5 separate regions of the Homo sapiens genome follow, and all the other regions are linked to region 3. A link is a loop called in an ENCODE intact Hi-C map of the cell type or tissue named here. Cell type or tissue: mammary epithelial cell. All regions are shown on one strand. Each heading gives the region's core, and the rest is flanking DNA. Links, peaks and the distances in the headings are about the cores only.

Evidence for each region. Hi-C counts contacts between places; a loop is a spot of excess contacts. Peaks named below come from ENCODE experiments on the same cell type or tissue, not always from the same donor. Only the 100,000 strongest peaks of a DNase experiment are listed, where the experiment ranks them.
Region 1: it touches region 3 in a loop (7-fold over the local background); 109 of 110 quality-filtered maps call a loop at or near these places.
Region 2: a loop joins it to region 3, with 11 times the contacts of the local background. A loop is called at or near these places in 10 of 110 quality-filtered maps.
Region 4: it touches region 3 in a loop (13-fold over the local background); 4 of 110 quality-filtered maps call a loop at or near these places.
Region 5: a loop joins it to region 3, with 29 times the contacts of the local background. A loop is called at or near these places in 20 of 110 quality-filtered maps.

What each region holds. Positions count from the first base shown.
Region 1 is chr3:183,383,739-183,389,769 of GRCh38, forward strand. It overlaps MCF2L2 (MCF.2 cell line derived transforming sequence-like 2), which reads right to left. Exons shown (of 30, transcript NM_015078.4): 2 at 5,958-6,031. Among named protein-coding and RNA genes, the nearest start is that of MCF2L2, 42 kb to the right of the region's middle. In mammary epithelial cell, for the core only: a CTCF peak has its summit at 2,454 (motif pointing left); a DNase peak (open chromatin) is centred at 2,383.
Region 2 is chr3:182,711,570-182,717,600 of GRCh38, forward strand. No RefSeq gene overlaps it. Among named protein-coding and RNA genes, the nearest start is that of LINC02031, 70 kb to the left of the region's middle. RefSeq lists cis regulatory regions at 2,566-2,831, 3,609-3,698. In mammary epithelial cell, for the core only: a CTCF peak has its summit at 2,682; no DNase peak of the experiment used is centred there.
Region 3 is chr3:183,182,238-183,188,268 of GRCh38, forward strand. All of the region lies in intron 27 of MCF2L2 (MCF.2 cell line derived transforming sequence-like 2), which reads right to left. Among named protein-coding and RNA genes, the nearest start is that of LAMP3, 23 kb to the left of the region's middle. In mammary epithelial cell, for the core only: a CTCF peak has its summit at 2,552 (motif pointing right); a DNase peak (open chromatin) is centred at 3,674; H3K27ac peaks cover 546 bases.
Region 4 is chr3:183,326,403-183,332,433 of GRCh38, forward strand. All of the region lies in intron 5 of MCF2L2 (MCF.2 cell line derived transforming sequence-like 2), which reads right to left. Among named protein-coding and RNA genes, the nearest start is that of B3GNT5, 76 kb to the left of the region's middle. In mammary epithelial cell, for the core only: no CTCF peak of the experiment used is centred there; a DNase peak (open chromatin) is centred at 2,599.
Region 5 is chr3:183,764,151-183,770,181 of GRCh38, forward strand. All of the region lies in intron 15 of YEATS2 (YEATS domain containing 2), which reads left to right. Among named protein-coding and RNA genes, the nearest start is that of YEATS2-AS1, 43 kb to the right of the region's middle. In mammary epithelial cell, for the core only: a CTCF peak has its summit at 3,056 (motif pointing left); a DNase peak (open chromatin) is centred at 3,041; H3K27ac peaks cover 512 bases.

The sequences.
Region 1 (6,031 bases), core at 633-4,632, 200 kb after region 3:
TGATTCCTCCTTTACAGTTCCTTATATTTTATTTTTTAATTTTTAAAAATATGTGCATAGGTAGGTGTGGCTGTTCACCTAAGTTTTCCCTTCCTGGGCATATAGCTACACTACATTTCCCAGCTTCCCTTGCTGTTAAGTTTGTTCAAATGACTGTGACAAGTTCAAGTCAATGGAATGTGCTGTATGCTATCTCTGAGCTGAGAATTTTAAGAAGCACTATGCTCCTTCCATGTTCTCTTAGCCTGTCTGCTCCCCAGACACGCATAACAACAATAAGAACCAGAAACTCAAAGGAGCCTTCATTCCTGAACCTCCACATGGAGAAAAGTTGTCTGCTGACCAGGAACATACATGCAGAACTGGTAAAAGAGTAAGAACTTAATTTCTGTTATGTGTGTTTTGAAACCGCCTTTTCAAAATCATGACTGAGACAGTGAAAGGGATCTAACTTAACCCACTCCATCTTGCTTCTAACATCCAAGCTCTCCTTGTTCATTCCTGGGCGTAGGCTGAACTAACTTTGGGAGAAATTTAGTTTAGTTTAAACAAACATGGTAACAGCCCTTTCCTAAAGCAGACCTCCATCTTGCCTGGGGATTAGATTGCCTTTGTAGGACTAATATTAGCCACAAGATTAGAAATGATGGTTTAGGAGTCATGCAGCTGGAGGCTGCAAGGTCCTGACCCTCCCTAAACTGCTCCTAAGATCAGTGCTTGAGATATTTTGCAAACCCTGCACTTGATGGATCAGCTGGCACCATCCAGATCAATAAATGGGTTTACCTGATCTGTGGCCCCCCGCCCAGGAACTGACTAAGCACAAGAAGACAGGTCCGACTCCCTGTGATTTCATCTCTGGCCAATCAGCACTCCTGGCTCACTGGCTTCCCCCCACCCACCAAGTTATCCTTAAAAACTCTGTTCCCTGAATGCTTGGTGAGACTGATTTGAGTAATAACAAACCTCCAGTATCCCACACAACCGGCTCTGCATGAATTACTCTTTCTCTATTGTAATTCCCCTGGTTCTGTCTGGGCAGCAGGCAAGGTGAACCCCTAGGGTGGTTACAGTTGGAGCTCTATACTCTTTGGAGTATATTCGTTGTAGTTGTTGAGCCCACCCTTGCAGATATAGTATCTATAAATTTTATGTTAGGATGGCAGAGGGCAATACAAATCATTTGTTATAAAAAGGAGATATTCAGTCAAACATGACTGAGAACCTTCCCTCTCACCTGCACTACCGAATCCAACAGCCACTAGACACATGTGATTATTAAGCACTTGAAATGGAACCAGTCCAAATTGAGATATGCTGTAAGTATAAAACACAAACTAGATTTCAAAGACTTAGAATAAAAAAGGTAAAATCCCAAAAATGTTGAATATCGAGTACATGTGGAAATATTATTTTAGATATGGGTAAATTTAAAATATATAATTAAAATTCATTGTATCTGTTTATTTTAACCTTTTTAATATGGTTACCATAAAATTTTAAAGTACATGTGTGGCCCACACTGTATTTCTATTAAACAGTCCTGCTCTAGATGTCGCCCCTTGGTTCTCACCTCCCAGGTTTCAGGTCACTAGCTCCATATGTAAGCTAGGAGTTGGGGCTCCGATCTCTTCCTTGGTTTGACATTTTCCATTGTTTCAGTTAGGAGCCTCCCACTCACCCCTGGGAGCCCTACCCTCCACCAAACCTGGGCTTCATTGGTGTGTATGAGGTGAAACTGGGGACTCTACAAGCCTAAGAGTATTGAGCAGTTGATTTCTTCATCAATTATTTTCAAAAGGATTCAAGCTGCCACAAGAGACAGGCAGAGAAAGGGAGCAAAGAGGGAGAGAAAGTGAAAGAGAGAGATTCAGTTCACAATAATTCCAAGTGGGAAACAACCATCAAGATAAATATAAAAGGACAATTCCTTATAATTAAAGGAAAGGAGCTGTGGCAAACGTTGATTGATGGCTAATTCACTCCCAGTCCCCTTTTCCCTGACCACCGTCTCCTGTGGCAGTTAGAAAGCTAAATGCTTGCCTTCTGAGATTCTCTTGCTGCCAGGGAATGGCTGTGTGACAGAATTCTGGAATGAGACATAAGCAGAAGGCAGCCAAGAGTTTCTACAAACAGAACCAAAGAAGCCAGCATTTTCCTTCTCCTTCTTCCTGCTTTGGACACTGACCTAATGTCTGGAATTGCAGCAGCCACCTTGAATCAAGAGTTGACAAATAAGAAGAAAACATCAAGAGAATCATAAAGATGTCAGCCTTAATGTCATTGAGCCACTGATCCAATACCAAGAGTTTCTATCGTCAGACCTCGTTATGCAATTTAAAAAACAAACCAACAAGTCTCAGAGGCTAAGTTCCCTTGTAGTCAGATACCATGCTGAGTGAAACTTTTCTTCTTACAGATGAAAAACTGGGGTTTGGAGCCACCTACTGGTTGTGTTGGAATGTGAACCCAGAATTGTCTGGGTCCAAAGCCCAGAGTGTTTCCACCACACTAACCTGCTTATACTCTCTTGTTTCCTAGCTAAGCCCTGAATTTAGAAATATCCCAAGTTCACTGTGAACATGCAGGTGTCTTCCAACGTCAGAGCTACCAGAGGCCCCAGCCCTGGTCAATATCCAATTCCCGCTGGTGGCCCTGCTCACAGGCTTCGCATCCAGAGGCCGCAAACCATCGGGCCACAAATCTGGGTCAGGCTTCATGTAATGAGCCTCTGCTCTTCTACCAGCCGTGGGAACACATGCACAGTTCAGCAGACCAGGCAGCTAGGGCTGCATTGAGGGAAAGGCTCTATCCTCTCCTTCACAGCCTTCCCGGTTGACAGGGTCTCTGGCTCCTTCCAGAGATCAGTGAAATTGGTAGAAAATTTTGTAGGGAAAATCTTTACCTTACTTGCCTGAATCAGGAAAAGGAAGCTGCTATGAGTTGAGGCTGAGGCTGCAGCTCTTAGGCTACCACAGCCATGGGAAAAGACCTAATTAGAGAGATTTCTGTTTTACAGCAACAACTATACAGGCCCCCACAACAGCCTCCTTGCTGACACTTGCTGTTTCTGCCAGAATAAGAGAGATGGTTAAAGATGAAAAGCAGGCCTCTGATTCCAAACAAAGTGCTGACTCAGAGAGACCCACGGCTGCCGCTATTCTTGCAGACTTGCAAGGCTGTAATTACTATCACAGCGAATCCATGCTTCTGCTTCATAAGAAAGGCAAATTTGGGCCAGACACTCTGGCTCACGCCTGTAATCCCAGCACTTTGGAAGACTGAGATGGAAAGACTGTTTGAGCCCAGGAGTTCCAGACCAGCCTGGGCAACATGGCAAAACCCCATCTCTACAAAAAATTTAAAAATTTTGGGCATGATGGTGTGCGCCAATGCCTGCCTGTAGTCTCAGTTAACTCAGGAGGCTGAGGTAGGAGGATCACTTGAGCCTGGGAGGTCAAGGCTGCAGTGAGCCAAGACGGTGCCACTGCACCCCAGCCTGGGCAACATAGCGACACCATGTCTCAAAAAAAAAAAAAAAGCAAAGAAAAAAAGAAGACAAACTTAAATGACAAAAGGAACTCAGAAATGAAGGGTTATCTTTATTATGGTCAAAGTACCTTCCTAAAGCAGAAGTGTCTTCTGCGCCCAGTGTGTGTTTCCACAGTTCTCTGTTCTACGTTAGGGAGTGACAATTATCTCTATTCCTGACTCAATGGTGGCATTGTATACCATATTTATTGTGAGCATGACATTGGTTCCTTATAAAAATTATCTTACTTGTAATAGAACCCCAAAATAAACATTTTATAGAACTATAAAAAGATATCAGAAAAAAAGAGAAACACTTATTCAGCAGTTGCAATACTAAGTGTTTTTCATACATTATGTCATTTAATCCTCAAAATTACTGGCTGGGTGTGGTGGCTCATGCCTGTAATCCCAGCACTTTAGGAGGCTGAGGCAGGTGGATCACCTGAGGTCAGGAGTTCGAGACCAGCCTGGCCAACATGGTGAAAGCCCATCTCTACAAAAACACAAAAATTAGCCGGGCATGATGGCGGGTGCCTATAATCCCAGCTACTCAGGAGGCTGAGGCAGGATAATCACTCGAACCTGGGAGGTGGAGGTTGCAGTGAGTTGAGATCGTGCTATTGCACGCCAGCCTGGATGACAGAGCAAGACTCCATCTCAAAAAAAAAAAAAAAAAAAAAAAGAAGTTACAATAACCCCATCATACAGATGAGGAAACTGAGGTTTAGAGAAGTAAGTTGCCCAAGGTGATGCTGCTAGTAAGTACAGAATCCAAATTCATATCTGGAGCTGTCTGATACCAGTTCATGTTTTTTTCTATATTGCCTCTAAGTCATAAGAACAGAAAGAAAGGCCTCAATAATACTCAAAGGAGATAAATTTGGATCATAAATGTATTAATTAATCTGTCACTAGACTGATTCCTGAGATGAGCCATTGTGTAATTATATAAGCCAGAATCATGCATTGAGGCCTCAGAGCTTTAGTCTAAGGCTCTAGGAATCTACCTGACCCCAGCCCACCCTGTCATCCATTCCAGACCTTGAGCTGCATGGTGGTCTCGGGGCCTTCTGTGGTAGGGCAACAGTTTCCAGGAACCCAGAGAACAGACCCCATTCTGCCTTTTGTCTTGCGCAAGCCCAGACTCACAGTGGGAAGCCATGAGACTGTGCCTTCAGGAGGCTGGTTAGGTCCTCCCACAGGGGCCAATGGTGCCTAACTAGGCATCTGGGGAGCAGGGAGACCACCGGCCTCGCAGAATAGACCACAGGGACTTGGATATTTTTGTACTGAGCACCTTTTATGTTCCAGTCTCTGATCTAAGCATTGGCAATACAGACAGAAAGAAGAAAAAGGAGGACCCTGTATTTATGGAGCTTTCAGTGACTATGTGCGCAGTGACTGATATGGCGGAAAGACCAGAGAATTCCCCCAGAATGTCCTGGATTGTGTAAGATGTGGTCACCCAGGAGGCAATGCTGGGGTGGGGAGAAATATCCCAATAATAACTGAGTTCGCATCTCCTTCAAATCAGTGGGATGAGGAGCTTGGAGCAGATTAAATGTGATTTGGAGAAAAGAAAGAGATGTGACTTTTTTTTTAATATCCCATGTTGTAGAATAAAATTCACACCAACTACATATTCTCTCTGTGATGTAACTAAGATGGCTTTGTTGTTTTTTTCAGAACAGATGTAAAAGTTGAAAAGAGTAACTTGCCACTTTATCCCTCCATGTTATATACTAAGGATATCTAATGTCACCACTTCATTCTCCTAAGTTGGGTCTAACCATAATTTGGGGTTTGGCATGTACTTCTAGTTTTAGTAATTAAAGTCATGTCACCTTTGGCTGAGCGAATAAGAAAGAACAGTATTCAAGTCATGACAACCTTTCAGGGTTGTGTCTAGGCTCAAAAAATGCTAGACTTTTAGTCAGAACAGCCTCTCTTCATTCCCAATCAAATGCTTGATGGAAATCCCTTAAATGAGCTAAGAGTAAAAGACAATTCTCCCAGAGAACAAACAACCTCAGCAACGCTCGGGAACCCTTAGAACTAAGACCTTTGTAAGGCTGAATCTTGGAAGAACATCCAAAGGAACATTGGAAGAACATCATGGTGGCAGCTGATGTCAGTAGTTGTCTCTTTTTCTTTCCTCAAAATCTTTTCAGCTCTGTTATTTACAACCACAAAGAAATGTGCTCCTTTGGGAAAGATCAGATTGCACCAAACAGCAAAGGGAATAATATGTATGAGATCCCACCCTCTTCTGGCAGGATAGGCCTCAGCCTGTTCTAGTCCCGGGTGAAGCCTAAGGGGTGAGTGAGATTTGAGTATAACATTCCTCAAGGTTCAAGAGGCTGGACCTTCCCATCAAGACCCCCCCATCAAAATCTGGAAATGCAAATGAATGTGCCCCTTACCTGAAAGAATGGCAAATTGTCTGTGAAGTTGTTCTATTATCTCCACCGCCATCAGGGGTCTGACTTCCTGCTGC
Region 2 (6,031 bases), core at 716-4,715, 470 kb before region 3:
ATAGTGTGACCTTGAACAAGTTACTAAATCTCTCTGTGCCTCCATTTCCTGGTCTTTAAAATAGAGACAGTGATTGTACCTACCCGATAAAGTTGTGAAGAGGATTAAGTGAGCTAAGGCAGGGGTCTCCAACCCCGGTGAGCGGTAAGCGAGCATTACTGCCTGAGCTCTGCCTCCTGTCAGCTCAGCAGTGGCATTAGATTCTCATAGGAGTGTGAACCCCACTGTGAACTGCGCATGCGAGGGATCTAGGTTGTATGCTCCTTATGAGAATCTAACTAATGCCTGCTGATCTGAAGTGAAACAGTGTGGTCCCAAAACCATCTCCCCAACACACAGTTTCTGTGAAAAATTGCCTTCCACGAAACTGGTTCCTGGTGCCAAAAAGGTTGGGGACCGCTGAGCTAATGCATTAGAATTGCTTAGATCAGGGCCTGGTGCATAGTAAGCACATTTAAGTGTTGACTGTCATTGCTGTTAATGACTGATCATGCCATTGTTAGGAAGCACTTTTCCTCCTTTGATTTAGCCATGACTTCCTCCTTTGTCCTCCCCTGGCAATCATGTCATATACAAAGTCCTTTTATGTGTATCATCCCAAATGAGTCTTAGGACATGATACCAATGTTTATAAATTTCACACAGGTATTTGTCCAAAACAATATTTAACTGAATCATGAATCCTAGTATCAAACAATACAAGTATCACATCACATAATAATACATTTTTAAAACTGAAAGAAACTAACATCTATAGTTAGAAAAATACGTTCCTCCAAAGCAACATGGTATTGGTACAAAAACAGACACATGGACCAATGGAACAGAGTAGAGAACCCAGAAATAAAGCCACTATCCTACAGCCAGCTGAACTTCAAAAAGTCAACAAAAATAAAGGCCGGGCGCAGTGGCTCACACCTGTAATCCCAGCACTTTGGAAGGCCGAGGCGGGTGGATCATGAGGTCAGGAAATCGAGACCATCCTGGCCAACATGGTGAAACCTTGTCTCTACTAAAATACAAAACATTAGCCAGGCATGGTGGCACGCGCTTGTAGTCCCAGCTACTTGGGAGGCTGAGGCAGGGGAATCACTTGGACCAGGGCGGCGGAGGTTGCAGTGAGCCAAGATAGCACCACTGCACTCCAGCCTGGCGGCAGAGTAAGACTCCGTCTAAAAAATTAAAAAATGAAAAAAATAAAAAATAAAAAGTCAACAAAGTTAAGCAATGGGGAAAGAGCTCCCTATTCAATAATGGCACTAGAATAGCTAGCCAGCCATCTGCAGAATAATGAAACTAGATCCATTTTACCATATACAAAAATTAAATCAAGATCGATTAAAGATTTAAATGTAAGACCTCAAACTATAAAAATCCTAGAAGAAAACCTAGGAACTACACTTCTTGACATCAGCATTGATTTATGGCTAAATCCCCAAAAGCAATTGCAACAAAAACAAAAATTGGTAAGTGGGGCCTAATTAAACTAAAGAGCTTCTGCACAGCAAAATAAACTTTCAACAAAGAAAACAGACAACCTACAGAATGGGAGAAAATCTTCACAAACTATGTATCTGACAAAGGTCTAATATCCACAATCCATAAGGAACTTAAATCAGCAAGCAAAAAACAACCCCATTAAAAAATGGGCAAAGGACATGAACAGATACTTCTCAAAAGATATGCGAGCAGCCAACAAACATATGAAAAAAATGCCCCACATCGCTAATCATCAGAGAAGCAAATCAAAACCACAATAAGATACCATCTCACACCAGCCAGAAGGGTTATTATTAAAAAGTAAAAAAAATAACAGATGCTGGAAAGGCTGCAGAGAAAAGGGAACACTTATGCACTGTTGGCGAGAATGTAAATTAGTTCAGCCACTGTAGAAAGCAGTTTGGAGGTTTCTCAAAGAATTTAAAACAGAACTACCATTCCACCCAGCAATCCCAAATCCCATTACAGGGTATATATCTAAAGGAAAATAAATTGTTCTACAAAAAAAGACACATGCACTTGTATGTTCGTTGCAGCACTATTCACAATAGCAAAGACAGAAGCAATCTAGGTGCCCATTAATGGTGGACTAGATAAAGAAAATGTGGTACATGTGCTCCATGGCACACTCTGCAGCCATAAAAATGAACAAATTCTGTTTTTTGTAGCAATGTGGATGCAGCTAAAGGCCATTATCCTAAGTGAATTAACACAGAAATAAAAAAAAATACCGCATGTTCTCACTAATAAGTGGTAGCTAAACATTGAGTACACATGAACATAAAGACGGCAACCACAGACACTGGGTACTACAAGAGGGAGGCGGGAGAGAGGGGAGTGTAGGCTGAAAAACTACCTCATTCTATGTACTGTGCTCACTACCTGGTGATGCAATCATCCATACCCCAAACCTCAGCATCATCACACAATATACCCATGTAACAAACCTACACTTGTACCCCTGAATCTAAAATAAAAGTTGAAATTATTAACAGAGAGAGAGAAAAATGGAAGCAAGGAAGGAAGGAAGGAAGAGAGGGAGGGAGGAAGGGAGGGAGGGAGGGAGGGAAATAGGTTCCTTATCTCTCTAATTCCTGGAGATTAAAGCTACTGAGTCTAATTGTGAAATCAGTTTAAATAGCTGCAGTTTCTCCCACTTAGCATAAGGTGGCACCAAAGGATGTTTTAATTTGTTGCTCAATGCCTTGGACAAAGTGCTCCAGCTAGTCAGAAAACCTAGGAATACAAGCAAGATCTTCTGAACTAACTGAATAACCCTGAGAAGCCTCAGTTGTCAGCAGCTTCCTCGAACCTTTTGTGCCCAAACTTCTGAAACTGTTTCATCTTGGGTAAGAACAGAAAAGTTCTCTTACAAAAATATGCCTAAAAATATCCTACTGTTGAACTATTGCTGGGGTAGATTGTTTGACACCTGCCAGGAAGCTGTGCTTCCTGGTAAACAAAAAGTAACCCATGTACAGTATAGGAAAGCCATCAAATTTAAAATACTAACAAAAAATCATCAATACTACAACTCGGAGATAACCATAGCCTCTCCCCAAAATTTCCACCTCCCAAATTGCCTATTTCTAGCTTCCCACATTTTCTCTTTCCCAATTTCAGCCTCCCAAGTTCTCTACCAATATTTTCCAGTTGTCTAAATTCACAATATTTGAGACATTTTATTCTTTCCTAACAAAAATAGTAATATCTCCCCTAGAACTGTATTGTTTTAAAAGTGCTTAATCGTTGGAGATCTGTGGCACAGCCATGTGAATATACTTAATGCTACTGAACTACACATTTTAAAATGGTTTCAATGCTAAATTGTATGTTTTTACCACAATTAAAATTTTTAAAAATTGTTTTCAAAAGGAAAAAGTGTTTAACCATTAACATTTTTATACATTTAGTTCAAATTAACTTAAGCAGTCCTGTCCATAGTACATTGAACTGTACATAATACATTGCATTTAAAAATGGGCCAATAAGCAAGCTCATGCTAATAAAATAAATCAAATAACCTTGTGACTTTGGGACTCACTGGGCATGTGTTCCAAAGAACATACCATGCCTAGTGCTGTGGATATCAACAGGGCAAGATAAATGTGAAGGTTAAGAGTAGCCCTTCAACTTCAACTGCAATTTCTCCAGCGAGTTAGCCACAAGGTCCAACTGACCACAGGTGTCTCTTTAGATTAGGTGGTGAGAAAAAGACTGAAAAAGTCCTAGTCTTTGGCAACTACAAGATCATTGAGTGTCTAAGTTGTGAGGAAGGAATAAGAGAAAAAGTGAACTAGTTTGTGGTCAGTCCGAGACTCCATCTAGATTTTAGGATGGAGTGGCAGTGAGGGGTTTTGTAGGAGGGGCTTTCACAGATGGAAGTCATACCAAAGTGAGGGTCTATCATCTTAGAATCTCCAAAGGCAGATGGCATGGGTTCAAACCCTAGCTCTGCCACTTACTAGGTGTGTGGTTAGCTTCACAAATAACTTTATCTTAGTGTGTCTACTATCCTCCTCTGTAAAACAGGAACTACAATGGTAATAAAGTAGTACCTATCTCACAAGATGGGTAAGTAAATTAAAAGAATTAATAGTGTGAGGCCAGGCACAGTGGCTCACACCTGTAATCCCAGCACTTTGAGAGGCTGATGTGGGCGGATCACCTGAGGTGGGGAGTTCAAGACCAGCCTGACCAACATGGAGAAACCCCATCTCTAATAAAAATACAAAATTAGCCAGGCATGGTGGTGCATGACTGTAATCCCAGCTACTCAGGAGGCTGAGGCAGGAGAATCGCTTGAACCTGGGAGGCGGAGATTGTGGTGAGCCGAGATCGTGCCATTGCACTCCAGCCTGGGCAACAAGAGCAAAACTCTGTCTCAAAAAAAAAAAAAAAGAATTAATAGTGTGGCACTTGACATACAGAAAGCACCCGTGTTAGCCAGGATGGTCTCGATCTCCTGACCTAGTGATCCGCCCACCTCGGCCTCCCAAAGTGCTGGGATTACAGGCTCAAGTCTGCTTTTAGCTTCCCTATCTTAGTACACCTAAAAGGGAAAGGAATGTGCTTATTAAGGCCCACTGTTTCACTGAGACCCACTGTATAGGTGTGAAGTTTGGTGATTACCCAGGAGATTTTCCCCAGCTCCTTCTGTGTGGGAGCTGTCTTATCTGTGTTTTACTGTTTGCTCTTTCAGGCTGCTTGTTGTTAGAAGAGAAGTGACTTTTTGAACTGCATGAGATTAGAAAGGGAGCTATGTCTGAGCTGCTTTTTGTTAAAAGGAAAGTTTTCTGCCAGGGACTCACCTAAATAATTTCTCTCTGCCTCCTATAACATATTTCCCCCCTCTGAAATGGAATCCCTAACTGCCGTTAGGGGGAATTGGGTGATGACTTCTTCTGGCTACTTCCTGCTGGAGAGGGGCATTGTGTGGGGAACAGCAGCTAGGGCTCCTCCTGGGGTTGATTTAAGGGTTCCTGGTAGAAGGGAGGTTTCATTTTCAGCTTTATTTAAAGCACCATTTGAAGCTTGGTGGTTTCTAGGTGAGAAGAGATAAAGTTTACAAGGGGGCTTAGAATATAGGGTTCAACTGTGAGTATTAAGACTGCCATTATTAATGGGGGCACAATAGGCCATAACCATGACTACTGAGTTTGTTTGATACCTGCAAGCCATTTAAATGGATTGTGCTATTGTAAGTGGGTGTATGGGGCTTGGCTTTGTTTAGCTTCCTTGGTCTCACCTTCCCTGAAAAAAAGGAAACCTTGGGGTTATAGGTTACCTGTCAGTATTTGTAGGATAATTGCCCAGAACTAGAACATGTTTCCAGATTTTTACATTACCCATGCTTTTTTGTTTCCTTTGAGCTGCAGCCAGAGATTGACAGAAATAAACAGGGTTAGTTTAAAATGTAGGCAAGAACTTAAAAACAATTAATGAGACTACAAGCCAATGACAGATGTATAAGTTTTAAAACATAATTTTTCTCTCTTTAGTCCTCATTTTTGTTAAAAACAACTTATGGTAGGACTGAGCTGTTTGCAAAACAGACTTTAGTTTTAAACTTGGTCTGATTATTTGCATAAAGTCCAGCAAGAATAACCATCTTTTAGATCAGCTTTGATGGAAACTTTTTCCATAAGGAATCTCAGATAGGACCTTTTAAAGCCAAGCCCAGGAATGGGTTGAAACCTTTAAATACATGCGAATTGGGTAAACTTCTTTCTTCTTGAGGTTCCAGGTGCATGGGGTTTCTAGGCCTGTTAGAAAGTGACATTCTTTACTCACCGCAGGCTAGGAGCCCTGTACTGAGAAGCTGTAGTCTAGGTATGAGGCCAGTTTCCTAAGGTGCTTTTTATTGGCTTTACAAGTCAAGCCTGACTCCTTAAAGGGGAACACACCCTTCCAGTCAAAGCCTTGGTAAAACAACCAGTTTTTCCAATTGTGTCCTGTTGCAAAAGAAAATGGATTCTTGTTGCATTGATGCAAACTATATTGTTGTAATTTAAGAATACTTATAACTAGT
Region 3 (6,031 bases), core at 1,006-5,005:
GGGGGACTGTCAGCGCAGGCCCTGACAACGCAGAGAAAGACACAGGACCCACCTGGGCCAGTGACAGCAGGAGCTCCGGGTGCCACAGGTGAGGGTGGGGATGCCTGGAGCACCACGGGGGGCCTGGTTTAGTCTAGAGCCAGGTTTTCCATACACCTTAGAGTGCAACCTCAGGGAGATGCAAATTTTACCCCCTAACACAGCATACACGCAGAAACACATTTATACAATTCAAACACAAGCGGACGGAACAATATTTACCCTTAGAGTGTGTGAAGTCCTCATCTGTCCCACCTCATCCTATCATGCTTTGTTCTATCCTAGGAGACAAAGCAGGAGGGGGGGCTGCGGAGGTGGGGGAGTCTCATCCAAGCCCTTGGGTGACACGTCTCTCCTGAGACAAACTGCAGCTGCTCTGGGTGTGCCCTCGCCTGTCTCCCTCCAGGCCCCGGGTTCCTGCCAGCAGAGACAGTAACCTATTCACCAGGTATCCCCCAGGGCTCCTGGAAGAAACTCAGAATTCTCAGAACCAGAAAACCTTAGAGAGCATCCTGCAGGCAAAGCCCCTGGTTCTCTGCGGAGGAAAGTGCGGCTCACAGGGTGCCCCGCCAGGGATGGTAATTGACCACCAGGCTGTGTGCCTTGTGGGGACTGGCTTAAGGCCCTGTGGGAGCTGAGTCAGGGCCAGGACCGGGGTGTCCTGACTCCTAGAGATCATGTTCCCTTCCTCACCCAGGCCTTCCAGTCCCAGCCCTGGGCTTTTATTTATTTATTTTGGAGACAGAGTCTGGCTTGTCACCCAGGTTGGAGTGCAGTTGTGTGATCACGGCTCACTGCAGCCTTGACTTCCTGGGTTGAACTGATCCTCCCACATCAGCCTCCTGAGTAGCTGGGACCACAGGCACATGCCACCACACCCAGCTAATTTTTGTATTTTTTGGTAGAGATGGGGTTTTACCATGTTGGCCAGGCTGGTCTTGAACTCCTGAGCTCAACTGATCTGCCCACCTCAGCCTCCCACAGTGCTGGGATTACAGATGTGAGCCATCATGCCCACCTCCTGGGCTGACTTTTGCTGTCTTACATCATCTGCATATTTAATCCCCTGCTGGATTCACTGGTCATGGGCTCTGAGGCCCTAAGAGTCTTAGGCACTAAGGAGCTGGCAGCACTGAGGGGACCCCAAAATCTCAGACTCAGGATCTGGCCAGTCACAGGCATGTGAGGGAACAACTGAGAGGCCCATTGCCCCATGGCAGGAGAAGGTGCTCTGGAGTCAGTCAGACCTGAGGGCAGTCAGACCTGATTCTCACTCTGTCACTCACTAGCTGTGTGATCTTGGATACATCACTTAACCTCTTGAGCATCAGCTTCCTTATCTCTAAAATGGAGATAATAACATCGATTTTGCAGTCTTGGTATGAGGATTAGCAAATCTTCTGATAAAGAAAAATGCCTGGTACATCATAGGAATTCAACAAATAGTACCTGTTATGATTATTGTGTATAGCAATTACAATAATACTAAAGAGAGGGTCTCAAAACAGCTCTGGGCACTCCAGGTGTGCTATTATTACTTACATTTCAGGGAGGTTTGTCTGCCATTGTCTCATCCTCATAAACACTCAGGGAAAGAAACATTATAAGGATAATAAATGGCTTTAAAAAGAAACAGAGCAAACACACACACACACACACCCCTCAGAAAAACCATGCCAAACACACAGGCTCTTGACAAATATTCAATCTGATTATAGCAAAACTGTTTTGTTTTGTTTTGTTTTTTTGTTTGTTTTTGAGACAGGGGTCTCGCTCTGTCGCCCAGGCTGGAGTGCAGTGGCGTGATCTTGGCTCACAGCAACCTCCTTCTCCCGGGTTCAAGCAATTCTCCTGTCTCAGCCTCCAGAGTAGCTGGGACTACAGGCACATGCCACTATGCCTGGCTAATTTTTGTATTTTTAGTAGAGACAGGGTTTCACCATATTGGTCAGGCTGGTCTCGAACTCTTGATCTCAGGTGATCCACCTGCCTTGGCCTCCCAAAGTGTGAGATTACAGGCGTGAGCCACCATGCCCAGCTGATTATAGCAAAATTCTAAGTGATAGTTGTATTCTTGGAAAATGAATGGAACGACTTTTGTCCCAGCCAAGATCTAGTGGTGTGTTGGAGCAGATACACCCTGAGTCTCTGGGGCACTCTCAGTCTATGTATCAGATAAGCATAAGGAGTATTGGTGGAGAAGGACAAGAATGGGAAAGGTGGGCGATGAGAATTCCTGCAGATAAGGACTGGTGAGAGTATTCTCTTTTGAAACCCTTAGTCGACAATCTTTCTGGTGCATATCAGATAAGCTGAATGGTTTAGGAAATCTAGTGTTCACATTTAGTGCTTAGAATTCTAAGCTTTTTTATTTTGCTTAAACAAATGGAATGAAATTTATTAACAAGTGAACCTAGTAATGAGCTGAAATTATTCTCACCAGCATACATATTTTTGGTAAATTATAGACTTTGAAGACAAAATCATGGTGTTTCCCTTACTGTCCAGTGGATGGCACAAAGAGACCATTGTAGATCCTGCTGGTTCAGCGGTAGCTCTCAATCCATAGATATTAAATGGGCAAATTCTATTTTTATTGTCTTTCAAACTAGATTTTTCTCAATGCACAACTTTTTTTTTCTTTTTCTTTTTTTTTTTTGAGACGGAGTCTCGCTCTATTGCCAGGCTGGAGTGCAGTGACACGATCTCGGCTCACTGCAACCTCCGCCTCCCGGGTTCAAGTGATTCTCCTGCCTCAGCCTCCTGAGTAGCTGGGGACTACAGGCGCATGCCACCATGCCCAGCTAATTTTTTTGTAATATCAGTAGAGACAGGGTTTCACCATGTTGGCCAGGATGGTCTCGATCTCCTGACCACGTGATCCGCCCACCTTGGCCTTCCAAAGTGCTGGGATTACAGGCGTAAGCCACCGCGCTTGGCCAATTATGCACAACTTTTTAAGGACCATCTCTATCACATGAACTAAAGGATATCATTTTCACTTGGGGGTGGGAAGTGGTGAGCTGCTTAAAAGCAATGCCTAAACCCCCTGGGCTTTCCTTCCTTTCACTTGGAAGAACCAGGGGGTAACTAACTGCTAACAATTCCATGCTTTCAGAGATCTAGGCGCAAGCCTAAGGGCTTCATCTCATTTAATCCTCATGGCAAGACTGTACAGTATTATCTCCATTTTGTAAAATGAATGATAAAAAGAACTTAAGCACAGACAGGCTATAGAATCCATCCAAAGAGATGGAGCTGCACTTGAGGCTGGGTCTTTGAGACCTGAGTTTGAGCCCTTCATCATTGTGTTGTGTGTGCTGCTAACCAATTTCCCCTCTCTGTCTTCTAGGATTTAATACATGGTGTCACATTCTGTCTGATCCATCCCAGTAGCTCTCCAGAGCTCCCAACAGGAGAGAGTTCCAAAATGTTTCCAGGGGTACTAGGCTCGGTTACAATATTTTGCTTGGTGGCCCAGAGTATAAACGTGGATATCTTAGGCTGGTCTATAGCTGAAACGTCTATTTCATTTGCAAGCCTATCTTTGGCTAAGAGGAAGTGAATCATTCTTGAGAACATCTAATTAATTGCTTTCAGATTCCACATGTTGACATTCTCAGGGCACATTTTTTTTTTCCCGTGCATTTCTGTTGTCAAAGTCCCTGCCAGCTCCTAAGGCAGTCTGAGCTGGCTGTCTTAGACTTTCAGAGCTGCTGGAAGCTTGGGGGAGGGAGGGGCTGTAGGTCAAAGAAACTTTATAACCTAGCTTTACCTCCCAGCTCAGCCACCAGCTGCCCTCAAATGTTCTGGATTGGAATAAGCCCAAAGATGAGTGGCAGGAGGGAAGGGCAAGCCAATACGTCTAGTTTGGTTCAGTCAAAGCCTTGCCCATTTCATCAGAATTTTAATGGAAAATTTCCAATAAGATTAAAATATAAGGTCACCCCAATTTTAGTATGGCTCCATTTAAAAAAAATCATGCATATCTTTGTTTTGCAATGGGGCCTTACTCTTGCCCAGGAGAGGTGCGGTGGTACAATCATGGCTTACGGCAGCCTCAACCTCCTGAGCTCAAGCAATCCTTTCACCTTGGCCTGCCAAATAGCTAGGATTACAGACACCCACCACCATGCCCAGCTAATTTTTAAAAAAAATTTTTTGTAGGTCCAGTGCAGTGGCTCATGCCTGTAAATCTCAGCACTTTGGGAGGCCGAGGCAAGCGGATCACCTGAGGTCAGGAGTTTGAGACCAGCCTGGCCACAATGGTGAAACTGCCGTCTCTACTAAAAACACAAAAATTAGCGAGGTGTGGTGGTGGGCACCTGTAATCCCAGCTACTCGGGAGACTGAAGCAGGAGAATCAATTGAACCTGGGAGGTGGAGGTTGCAGTGAGCCAAGTTCGTGCCATTGCACTCCAGCCTGGGCAACAAGAGTGAAACTCCGTCTCAAAAGTTTTTGTGGAGATGGGGTCTTGCGATATTGCCCAGGCTGGTCTCAAGCTCCTGGATATCAAGTGATCCTCCTGCTTTGGCTTCCCAAAGTGTTGGGATTACAGGCATGAGCCACCACAACTGACCAAATCATGCATTTCTATAGACAACGTCTGCAAGAAGATATTAATGGTGATTATATCTGGTTATGTTGGATTTGTATTTTTATTTGTACTTTCCTGTATTTTCTAAATTCCTGACATTCTACATGTGTACTCCTTTAATAATCAGAAAAGGAAACTTAAAATAGTTAAAACCAATTGGTCAGATATGTAAAATAACCCACCATCTCTCCAGAGAGGGCTGTTTGCTAGAACTTATTTTCTTCATTGAAATACTAGAGTGCCCCAATAAGTTTGAATAACACAAAAAAAAAGATAATGAAAGTAACTAAATTATCTAGGCCCAAAAGGAAATGCCACAAAAATTGGCAAAGAAACAACCATGACGTGCTATACCGGATAGCTCCTAGGCCCCCTTGGAGACCCTGAGGTACCCGACGAGGGACCTGTAGTAAGGCTGGCAGACAGGTTCTTCCTCTGTTAGCTCTGAGGTACAACAGTTATTCTCATTTTTATGTCTTTCACATGGCCAGAACTTTGCAAATCAGAGGCAAAGTGAATTCAGAATTAAAAATTTTCAGCACCATCCAAGTCAGTAAAACAGTCTTAGCTTATAACCTTTATTTTTTTTATTATTTTATTATTTTTTTATTTTTGGATGGAGTCTTGCTCTGTTTCCAGGCTGGAGTGCAGTGGCATCATCTCAGCTCACTGCAACCTCCGCTTCCTGAGTCCAAGTGATTCTCCTGCCTCAGCCTCCCGAGTAGCTGGGACGACAGGCATGCGCCACCACGCCCAGCCAATTTTTGTATTTTTAGTAGAGACGGGGTTTCACCATGTTGGCCAAGATGGTCTCAATCTCTTGACCTCCTGATCCTCCCGCCTCGGCCTCCCAAAGTGCTGGGATTACAGGCGTGAGCCACCGCGCCCAGCCCTTTATTTTTACTGTAAGCTGCCAGTAAACAGCACACCCACCTGTCTGCTGACTGTCCCATCTGGAAGTTGTGTAGGTCCTTACTGAATCTTACCTTCTTCCCTTCCCCTACCCAGACCCCATCCCAGCTGGCACGTGGAATCCTTTCCCTTTCTCCTCATGTCAATAGACCAGCAGGCAAAGAGAGCAGTTACCATAGTGGAAGGAGAAACGGGTCCTAGTCGTGGTGAGGAGGTAGGGCTGCTGCTTAACAAAGGCCGAGAGGGACATGTCTGATGCTCAGGTGATCCACTAGGACATCTCGCAATACTCCCATGCCCAGCTGTAACTATGATGGCCAAGTCCAAGAACCATAGCCTGATAAGAGTCTAGGACCCCCACTATACATGCCACCAGTAGAAGTGCCTGATGGGGAGAGGGATGTCTAGAATGAGTAGGAGGGAATGATGACAAAGCACAGCCAAGGACCAACTGCAGTGGCAGGTGGCAGCCACAGATTGAG
Region 4 (6,031 bases), core at 934-4,933, 140 kb after region 3:
AATCGCTGGAATTCAGGAGGCGGAGGTTGCAGTGGGCCGAGATTACACCACTGTACTCCAGCCTAGGCAATGAGAGTGAAACTCCGTCTCAAAAAAAAAAAAAAAAAAAAAAAACAAAAAAAAACCCACAAACCTTTTTATCCTGTGAAGTAATTATAGATTCACAAGAAGTTGCAAAGATAATTATAGTTTCATAGGAAGTTACAAAGGCAGTACAGAGAGGTCCTAGGCACCTTTCACCACCAATGGTTACATCTTACATAATTACAGTACAATATCAAGACCAGGAATTTGATATGCTTATAATGTGTGTGTATGTAGCTCTGTCATTTTCCCACATATGTTGTTTCCTGTACCCACCAGTACAAGCAAGATGCAAAACTGTCCCATCGCCACAAAGACCTCCCTTGTGCTGCACCTTTCAGTCATCTCCCACCCCCAAAATCCCTCCCTGAACCCCGGCAAACACTAATCTGATTTTTTACAAAGGTGCAAAGGTAATTCAATGGAGAAATAATTCTATTTAAACAAATGGTGCTGAAACAACCGGACATTCATATGTAAAAATAGGAATCTTGACCCACACCTATGAAAGTAGCCAGAATCAAAACAGAGTCACTAGTATTAAAAAATAAATAAATAGGCCGGGCATGGTGGCTCACACCTGTAATCCCAGCACTTTGGGGGGCCGAGGCAGGCAGATCACGAGGTCAGGAATTCGAGACCAGCCTGACCAACATGGTGAAACCCTGTCTCTACTAAAAATACAAAAATTAGCCGGGCGTGGTGGCAGTCGCCTGTAATCCCAGCTACTTGGGAGGCTGAGGCAGGAGAATCGCTTGAACCTGGGAGGCAGAGGTTGCAGTGAGCCGAGAGAGCACCACTGCACTCCAACCTGGGTGAGAGAATGAGACTCTGTCTCAAAAAATAAATAAAAATAAATAAATAAATAAATAAAACCTAACCAATAGGCCAGGGAAGACTGCAAAGAAAGGGTTCTCACACTTGTATGCCTGATAACAAAACTATCACAAAGGACGGCAAAAACTACAACCTGGCACACAGGCCATTGCAACATTCAACTGCCTGTCCAACTTCCGACTGGCATCGCTCTTGTTATTGATCTTTGTAGCCAAGAATAATGATCTCGAAACAATTACATAATGCTCCTCATGTTCCCTTTAAAAACCTCTGTCTCCCTCTACCTTCCTGAATAAGCACGTAGTTTACTATGTCACACATATTCCCATTTCAATGCCCTGTTCCTGAATAAATATTTTCTTTTAGAGAGCCTCTCCCTGTCTGTTATTTAGGCTGACATATCTCACATCTTATACAAAAATTAAGTCAAAATGGATCATAGATCTAAACATGAAACATTAAACTTGGAAGAAAATGTAGAAGAAAACTGTGGTATAGTAAGAAATGTATTCAGTCTTTGTCCCTGGTTCCTGGTACAGAGTTCCTAAAACTCTTATAATTTCTTGAGTGATAGGAGTATCTTGTATTATTTATAATGAACCCCTTTGGTCACACCTGAGTTTACATGAATGCGGTGACTCAGGGTGGGAACTCTAGATAGCCTCTGGATGGAGCTGGTGTCCAGAAAAAATAAGTGATTATAATTTGGAATTTTCAGCCCCACTCACTGACCTCTGGGAAGAAGAAGATTAAACTCTATAGAAACTCTAGAACAAGGAGATTTAAGGAGCTCCCAGGTTGGTGAATACACCAAGGTCCTGGAAGGGTGGTATGCTGGAGACAGCGTGGAAGCTCTGTGCACCCCACACACCTTGCCCTATGGATCTCATTCATCTGGCTGTTCCTGAGTTATATCCTTTATGATAAACCAGTAAACATAAGTAAAGTGTTTCCCTTAGTTCTGTGAGTCATTCTAGCAAATTATAGAACCCAAGGAGGAGGCTGTCAGAACCCCCCTAATCCACAGCTGGTAGGTCAGAAGTACAGGATGCCCAGACTTAAAATTAGCATCTGAAGTGGGGACAGTCTTGAGGGACTGAGCCCTCAACTTGTGGGATCTGATGCTAACTTCAGTGTCTGAATTGAATTGTAGAGCCCCTGATTGGTGTCTAGACAGTTGGAGAACTGCTTGGTGTGAAAAAAAAAAAAAAGCAGCCTACACATTAGTTGTCAGAAGTGTTGTGTGAGTAGAGAAAGTGTTTTCTCAGAGAAATTTTAGGAGAAATATTTGGGTTAGGCAAAGAGTTCTGTGATATGGCACCAAAAGCATAACCCATAAAAGAAAAGCTGATAAGCTGGACTTCATCCAAATTAAAAACATTTGCTCTGCAAAAGACACTGTTAAGAGAATGAAAATCCAACCTACAAACTGAGAGAAAATATTTGCAAGTCATATATCAGACAGTGATTTATATCCAGAACATATAAAGAACTCTCAAAACCCAACAATGTGAAAACAAAAACCCAATTAAAAAAGGGCAAAAGATTTGAACAGAAGCATCACCAAAGAACATATACAGATGGAAAATAAATACATGAAAAGAGGCTCAATATCATGAATCATTAGGAAATAGCAAATTAAAACCACAGTGAGATACCACAACATGCCTATTAAATGACTAATTAAAAAAATACCCTCGTTTTTGAAAAGGTGGTAAGAGTATGAAGTAGCTGGAATTCACATACATTGCTGGTGGGAATGCAAAATGATAGAGCCACTTTGCAAAAACAGTTTGGCAATTTCTTTTAAAGTTAAACATAAACCTACTCTGTGGCCCAGCAAACACATGTATGTGAATGTTTATAGCAGCTTTATTCTTTTTTTTTCTTTGAGACAGCGTCTCGCTCTGTCGCCCAGGCTGGAGTGCAGTGGCATGATCTCGGCTCACTGCAACCTCTGCCTCAGCAATTCTCCTGCCTCAGCCTCCAGAGTAGCTGGGACTACAGGCACACCCACCATGCCCAGCTAATTTCTGTATTTTTAGTAGAGACGGGGTTTCACCATGTTGGCCAGGCTGGTCTCGAACTCCTGACCTTAGGTGATCCACCCACCTCAACCTCCCAAAGTTTTGGGATTACAGGTGTGAGCCACCATGTTTGGCTGCAGCTTTATCCTTAATCACTAAAAACTAGAAACAACTCAAATGTTCTTTCCTGGTGAATGGTGAACAGATAAACAGGGACCTCTATAATGTGAGATAATATTCAGCAATGAAAGGAAAGAACTATGGGCATACCCAGCAACATGGATGAACCCCAACTGTTTTATGCTAAGTGAAAGAAGTCAGACTCAGACTCAAAGGCTACCCAGTATACACAGTCATGTGTCACTTAATGACAGAGATCAATTCTGAGAAAATCGCCATTAGGCAATTTTGTTGCTATTCAGTCATAAAGTGCATTTACACAAACCTAGATGGGACAGCCTGCTACATGCATGGGCTAACTGGTGTAACCTATTGTGCCTAGGCTACAAGCCTGTACAGCATGTTACTGTACTGAACATTGTAGGCAAGTATAACACAATGGAAAGTATTTCTGTATCTAAACACATCTAAACACAGAAAAGGGGCCGGGGCAGTGGCTCACATATGTAATCCCAACACTTTGGGAGGCTGACACAGGAGGATCGTTTGAGCCCAGGAGTTCAAGGCCAGCATGGGCAATACAAGGAAACCCCTGTCTCTACAAAAAATAAATTAAAAAAAAAAATCAGCCGGGCATGGTGGTGCGCACCTGTAGTCCCAGCTACTGAAGAGGCTGAGGTGGGAGGATAGCTTGAGCCCCAGAGTCTGAGGTTACACTGAGCCATGATCACACCACTGCACTCCTGCCCAGGTGACAGAGCAAGACCCTGTCTTGAAAAAAAAAAAAAAAAAAGAAGAAGAAAAAAAGGAAAGGAAAAGGAAAAGGAAAGGAAAGGAAAAACTTTTTTTAAAAAGTACAGTAAAAATAGAGTTTTATAATTTTATGGGACCACCACTGTATATGTGGTCCGTTGTTGACCAAAATGTTGTTATGCAGCACATGGCTGGAATTGCATTTGTATGACTCTCTGCAAAAAGGCAAAACTATAAGGATGGAGAGCAGATCAGTGGCAGCCAGGGATTAGGGATGGGGAGAGGGGCTGGCTACAAAAGGGCAGAGTGAGGAAGTTTTGCGTGGTGATGGGGCTGTTCTGTATCTTTATTGTGGTGACTGGATAACACCACGCATTTGTCAAACTTCATAGAACTGTACACCAAAGAGAGTGAATTTTACCTGATGTAAATTTTCAAAAACAAATGAGAGGCAGTTTCCCCACATTTTTTTTCTTCTTTTAATCTTTACAGGATAGAAATGTTTAAAAAGTTTTTATATTCTATATAGTGAAGAAAAAAGGCAGAATAATTGTGCTCATCAAACCCACAGGACACACTAAGCATGTAAAACTGGCCTTAAAACATTTTTTCTGTCTTTTCTTGGATTCTGTTTTTGTCTATTTGGCATCCTCTCATTACAGGGTCAATTACATGAGCCACATTTTCTTATTTTCTGTACTCTTGAGGCTCTGGCATTTGTGGCCTCCATGACTAGGAAGAGACTGCCCCGCCACCCCCACCCCAGGGCTAACCACTTCTTAGAGACAGGGAAGGGGTTAGCTGGGAGCAGGTCTTTCATACGCAAAACAACCAGTCTCAAATCCAAATCCCCAACCACCACCTTATCAAACTCTCACACACCAGGCCATTGTTTACCTTGCCCTAAGTCATCCCAGGGCCAGGTGCCATGTAACAAAGAGACAATCCTTATACCCCAAAGACTGCAGGAGTTATTCAAACTAGTCCATACTAAATCCTGCCTTGCTTTGCCTGCAGAACTCCAGTAAACGCTCTGTCCTAGACTTTCCTCTGCCTCCTTCTTCTGCCTCCTGACCAAAGCTTGGTGCTTCCCCAGTAGCCCATGCGGCGTGAGGTGACCCCGACCCCTGGACATGTGGATATTATAAACTTCTTCCTTCCAAGCCTGTCTCTTCCTGTGGCCCCACCAACTTTACCATACGTGCATATTCTTGTAACAATTGTTAAAAGCTAAAAATGTCTTGTTTCTTTTCCTTTTCTGTATACATTTGTGTTCTTATCTATAGATGCTTAAAACCGTTCTTTCAAAGAAATACATGGTCTTTTAACTGCACAAGAAGCATTTCCTGTATTCTGACACAAACTCCATTTTAAGCAACCAATTTCCACGATCATAGCCTCTTCAGGAGTTTTACAAGACTGCCTTGGTGACTTCACATTAACAGTTTTATGAGGCTGCTATGAGTACAGCTGTTCCAGAATAGGGAAGTGCCTGGCCAGCAACAGGGACTCAGAAACCATCTACTGGGAGGCCAAGGCAGGAGGATCACTTGAGCCCAGGAGGTTGAGGCTGCAGTGAGTCCTGATGGAGCCACGGCACTCCAGCCTGGGTGACAGAGCAAGACACAGTTTCAAACAAAACAAAACAAAAACAAACAAAAACCATTTACTACATGAAAGTACTTCCCCTCCATAGATAAAGGTAGAGGGAGGCTGTCACTTGGCTACAATTACATCCTTGACCCACCTGATTCCTATACCAGTCACACAAAATAAACTCCTTTCCCCCCAACACGTGAAAATGTAATTATCTAACTAGAAATGACCAGGAAGATGTTATAATATAAGAGAGGCTAGGAAGCTACAAAGTAAAGTGCTAATATCACAACACGTTTTAAAAATAAAGAAGATAAACTGACAGTTTGAACTGTCATTGAGAAGGCAACACGTATTGAGAAGTTAGATTTCATTAAGCTTGATAACTTCAGACTCTGCCGTTTCTGGAGCATCAGCGCTACCAGGGAGTGTGACCTTGTGCGTCAGGTGAAATGGTTACTTACGGAGTGAACTTGCATTAAAGAATGCCCTACTCAATGTGCCCAGGGTTTGGGTGACTGAGAGCTTTTTCAAAAGTTGATTTTAAGTTTAAAATTAAAAGCAGGTCAGGCAGGGAATCAACCTACACTACCACAAATAGAGGTAGCTAAAGT
Region 5 (6,031 bases), core at 660-4,659, 580 kb after region 3:
TCACCTGAGGTCAGATGTTGAAGACCAGCCTGGTCAACTTGGTGAAACTGTCTCTACCAAAAATACAAGAATTAGGTGGACATGGTGTCGGGCTCCTGTAATCTCAACTAGTCAGGAGGCTGAGGCAGGAGAATGGCTTGAACACAGGAGGTGGAAGTTGCAGTGAGCTGAGATCGCACCATTGCACTCCAGCCTGGGCAACGAGTGAAACTCTGTTTAAAAAAAAAAAAAAAAAAAAAAAAGATATCATATAGATGTTTTTCAGCTTGAAACCCAGCCTACCTATCTAAGGAGAATGAATTGTTTTAAGAATAGCCCAAAATCGAAAAAGATTTTAGCTATCAGATAGAGATTAGGATCAACTTAAAAATTCATAGAGCTTGTCGCAGTGGCTCACGCCTATAATTCCAGCACTTTGGGAGGTCAAGGCGGGTGGATCGCCTGAGGTCAGGAGTTCGAGATCAGGCCAACATAGTGAAACCCCGTCTATACTAAAAATACAAAAAATTATTTGGGCGTGGTGGCGGGCGCCTGTAATCCCAGCTACTCGGGAGGCTGAGGCAGGAGAAACGCTTGACCCCGGCAGGCAGAGGTTGCAGTGAGACGAGATCTTGCTATTGCACTCCAGCCTGGGCAACAAGAGCAAAACTCCATCTCAAAAAAATAAAATAAAATTCGTGGTGTTATCGGTGGTTCTAAAATCTGTTAAGTTTATTAACGACTTTCTCAGACTTACCTGGTTATAAGAATCATCTGCTGATAGCTACCTAGGCCACCATCTCAAACTTACTGCATCGGATTCTTCTTGAGATCCCTGGGAATCTGGGTTTTTAATAAGTGTTTCTGCTGATTCATCTACTTAGGCAGCAGATTTAGGAATCATGGTGCTACAGCATCTCATTTGACTTTGAGGCATTCGTAGCCAGAATGACTAAGACAGGCATCCCCAACTGCTTACTAGTGCTCCCACTGTGGTTCTGGCTTCAGGGGTAAGAATTCTGCCAAAATCCCTTAGTAAATCAGTTATTGTCATCTGAACTTCCTACTCAGGCTTGTCGTATATGTACCTCAAAATCTGTTTTGCTTCACATAGGGATATGTGGCTTTACTGATTTCTGCTTTGAATCAACTTAGCATTGCTGTTTATGTTAGAAGCTCTTGGATAAGTTCGTTTCCATTTTTTGCCGCTTTGCATATTGCCAATCCACTCCTCCAGTGATGCTGAACAACTGTACTGACTTGTCACATGGCCACCTACTTAATGGTAAATGTAAGGTTGGAGGAGATAGGTGGGTCTGTGCCACAATGCCCTAAATATGGTTTAAGGGCATCTGAAAAGAAAAACCACAGCAAAGTGTGAAGGAACTGCAGAGAAGCAGTAGTGCGTGAGATGATACCACTGTTTACCCAGGAAATGGAATCCATGATTAGCAGTTGAGATAAGGAGCTGTCTGTGAGTACAGACTGTTCCTGGTTATTGCTGAAGTGCATTCCTAGAAACTATGCCAGAGAACAGGCTGGGTGTGTGGTTCATGCTTGTAATTCCAGCACTTTAGGAGGCTGAGGTGGGCAGATCACCTGAGGTCAGGAGTTCGAGACCAGCCTGGCCAACATGGTGAAACCCTGTCTCTACTAAAAATACAAAAATTAGCCAGACATGGTGGTGTGCACCTGTAATCCCAGCTACTTGGGAGGCTGAGGCAGGAGAATTGTTTGAACCTGGGAGGTCAAGGTTGCAGTGAACTGAGATGACGCCACTGTACTCCAGCCTGGGAGATAGAGCAAGACTCTGTCTAAAAAAAAAAAAAAAGATATGCCAGGAAACAGGAGGGTGGCAAAAAATGGCACTGTTTTACCCTCCATACAACTTTGGGACAACAGAAACACAGCTGATCTTTTTCCTCAAAGTGGGAAGAGGTGCTGCCTTTGACATGAAAAGGGACAACTGAGGAATAAGTAGTTCCATATGGGAAGGAAGCAGTGTGTTAAAGTAGAAGGAGCATGAGCTTTGCAGTTAGAGCTTGTTGCAAATCTCAGATCTCAGCCACTCATTACTGGTGTAACCTGTGCAGGTTCTGAGCCCTGGTCTTTCAGGGTTGTAGAAGAATTAGAGATTGTATATGAAGGACCTACCTAGCACAGAGCAAGTGCTCAGTAAATAGTAACTAATGTGAGTATCAGGCATATCCATGCCTAAGTACCATTGTAATGGTTATCAGTGAGCACTTAACTTGTAAACAGCCATATTTTTTAATATCTGGAGGGAAAATCTCAGATACAGACTCTTCCCCTTCAGTTTGCTGAAGTAAATTCTGACTTGCCACAGGTATGTGTAGGAAACAGGGAGGGCAGAAATAGAAACATTTAATCAAAGCATGAATCGAAGTTAAGTGTATAACAAATACAAAACAATGGGTGTCTGCTTTCTCAAGCTAGCAGGAAATTAGCAACAGAGAGAGAATTATTGAATGGGAAGAGAATGAGGAAAGTCAGTAGGTGAGTTCAGGCTCTAGGCCGAAATACGTTGTGGTTTTTTGGTGGTTGTTGCTCTTGTGGGTTTTTTTGTTTTGTTTTGTTTTATGATCATAACTCACTGTAGTCTCAGCCTCCCTGGGCTCCAGCAATCCCACCTCAGTCTCCCAGGACTACAGGTGATACCACCACACCCAATTAGGTTTTTTGTTTTGTTTTGTTTTCTGTATTTTGTAGAGACTGGTTTTCACTATGTTGCCCAGGCTGGTCTTGAACTCCTGGGCTCAAGCAGTCTGCCTGCCTCAGCCTCCCAAAGTGTTGGGGTTATAAGCATGAGCCACTGTGCCTGGCCAAAGTATGTTGTTTTAAAAAAATAACAAACTAATTTTGGGTAATACAGTCTTATTTAAGAGGTCTTACACCTTCTTAGTGGTGTCCATAATCAGCTGCAGAGTTTTTCCCAACAGAATGCAGATTTCCTCATTCTCCTGTTTTCCAGAAGGAAGGTAGGGAGGTAGTGACAGTCATCTCCCAGGCGGTGTGCACAAGGTGGGTAAGCTCTGCTGGTAAAGACTGCCCTCCAGTGGCTGACTTGGGATACCAGGTTTTTGTTTCTGTTTTGAGACAGCGTCTAGCTCCGTTGCCCAGGCTGGAGTGCAGTGGTGCAGTCTTGACTCACTGCAACCTCTGTCTCCTGGGCTCAAGCTATACTCCTACTTCAGCCTTAGCTGGGATCGCAGGCCCACACCACCACGCCCAGCTAATTTTTTTTTTTTGAGCTGGAGTCTTGCACTGTCGCCCAGGCTGGAGAGCAGTGGCGCCATCTCGGCTCACTACAACCTCCGCCTCTTGGGTTCAAGTGATTCTCTTGACTCAGCCTCCCAAGTAGCTGGGATTACAGGCACCCACCACCATGCCTAGCTAATTTTTTTGTATTTTTAGTAGAGACAGGGTTTCACTATGTTGGCCACACTGGTCTCAAACTTCTGACCTTGTGATCTGCCCGCCTTGGCCTCCTGAAGTGCTAGGATTACAGGTGTGAGCCATTGTGCCCGGCCATTTTTTTTATTTTTTAATAGAGACGGGGTTTTACCATGTTCATCACGCTGGTCTCAAACTCCTGACCTCTAATGATCCGCCCACCTCGGCCTCCCAAAGTGCTGGGATTACAGGCATGAGCCACCACGCCCGGCAGGATACCAGGTTTTACTGGGTTCTTGGAGAAATTACGTGTCATATCCTGAAAACTCTGAAGCACTTGGCACAAGAAAGGAAAAGCAAGTCAGGTGCATGTAATGTGGGGAAAGAAATTGAAGTAGGTCTAAAAATGTGTGTATTGTTTTCCCTAAGTTATTTGCTTTCTTTGTTTAGGAACATAAAAGTAGATTCTGTGTAATTTAACTTGTGAAATAGGTTATTTGATATGTTTGGGAGGTTTGAAGACTGCTATCTTAGTTAAGAGAAAAGTTCAACTACTGCAACAGAGAAATCTGAACACCAGAACTTTAAGTAAGTTTATTTCTCATACAGTCATCGAGAATCTAGATCCCTGGCTTTCCTTTTTTTGCTCTGACATTCTCAAAATTTGGCTTTCGGCTTGTGGACTAAGAAAACACTTCATCTCATACCTCCACGTTCACGCTTCTTGCCAAGAGGAAGGGAGCAGGGGGAGGGAGAGCTGAGGGCAGACAGAGCCCGAAAGTCGCTCTCACTTCTGCACACATCCCGTTAGCCAGAAAGCAAATGGCCACGCCTAGGTCTGGGAGGGCTGGGAAATAGAGTTGTGATTCCATGTGGCCATTGCCCCAGCTGAAAACTGGGGGCTCTGTTACTATGAGAGGAGAAGGAAATAATAGATATTGGGGTTCAACTAGCAGTTTCTGCCACACTCCCAAAAAGTTTTGCTACATTAAGAAGGGTTTTTTTTTTCTTTCATAAATATACAGAAAAGTTCTTGATCAGTAAGAAGGGTTTCCGTATTTCCACATCACTGGGAGGATGACCCTGCCCTGCTCTGTGGCTACAGAAACTCTACAGGTCCCCTGCAGAATGAAGTTCATGCAGTTAGAACACAGATGAAGGCCAGGTGCCTGTAATCTCAGCACTTTGGGAGGCCGAGACAGGTAGATCGCCTGAGGTCGGGAGTTCAAGATCAGCCTGACCAGCATGGAGAAACCCCGTCTCTACTAAAAATACAAAATTAGCCAGGTGTGGTGGCGTGTGCCCATAATCCCAGCTACTCAGGAGGCAAAGGCAGGAGAATTGCTTGAACCCAGGAGGCGGAGGTTGCGGTGAGCTGAGATCGTGCCACCGCACTCCAGCCTGGGCAACAAGAGCAAAACTCCGTCTCAAAAAACAACAACAAAACAGAGATGTAGATGTGGGTAATAAGGGGTATTTCAACCAAACCAGGAGAGCCGGGGGTGATTTCTTGTCTTCATTCTAGGTTAACTTGCTTTTTAAAATTGGTTCTTTTATTCTGTTTCTTCTTTTCTTCTCTCCTTAAACATACAGAAAAGTAGGGAGAAGAGTGTGATGAATCCCACATGCCTATTACCCAGTTTTAACAATTACCAGCATTTTACTCATCTTAATTTATCTCCCTGGAATATTTTAAAGTAGCAGGCGGATCCCCATGTTGTATAATTCACTCAAGATTAATTTGTTTCACCTGCTGAATCCAGAGGTTAAGATCAAGGTCTCTGCCTTGGCCGAATGCGGAAGACAGCCACAAATGTCTGTCCTTTGGCTGTCCTTTGCTGGTCTCCACATCCCCTTGTGGATTATTATTCTTCAGTTGAAGTGTTGTGATGAGCAGCAACAGCTGTCATGTTAGCTAGGCATCCTATATACTTTTTCTCATTTTGCTTCATGATTCGGAGGGTAAATGTTACCCATATTTTATAGATGAGGGGATTGATGGTAAAACTCAAGAGAGGTTAAATAACTTACCTAGCTACTAACTAAAAATAACTAACCTGGAAAACCAGATCTGTCTGCTTACCGAAACCTGCACTGTTTCCTCTTTGTGACGCTATAGTTTATAATATTTGATTAAGGGACTGTTTTCATTTTATTTATTTATTGTTTAGACAGAGTCTTGCTCTGTCGCCAGGCTAGAGTGCAGTGGCACGATCTCAGCTCACTGCAACCTCCGACTCCCAGGTTCAAGCGATTCTGCTGCCTCAGCCTCCCGAGTAGCTGGGGTGCCCACCACCACGCCCAGCTCATTCCTTGTAATTTTAGTAGAGATGAGGTTTCACCATGTTGGCCAGGACAGTCTCAATCTCTTGACCTTGTGATCCGCCCGCCTCAGCCTCCTAAAGTGCTGGGATTACAGGCGCGAGCCACCATACCCAGCCAAGGGACTGTTTTCTTTATATCAGCTATATTATCCAACTGCATGGTAAATGTATTTTACTGAACTCACAGTCTTTGAACAGAAACCGTGTATGGTATAGTAATATTTTAATTTAAAACTTCTGGCCGGGTGCGGTGGCTCACACCTGTAATCCCAGCACTTTGGGAGGCCGAGGCGGGCGGATCACGAGGTCAGGAG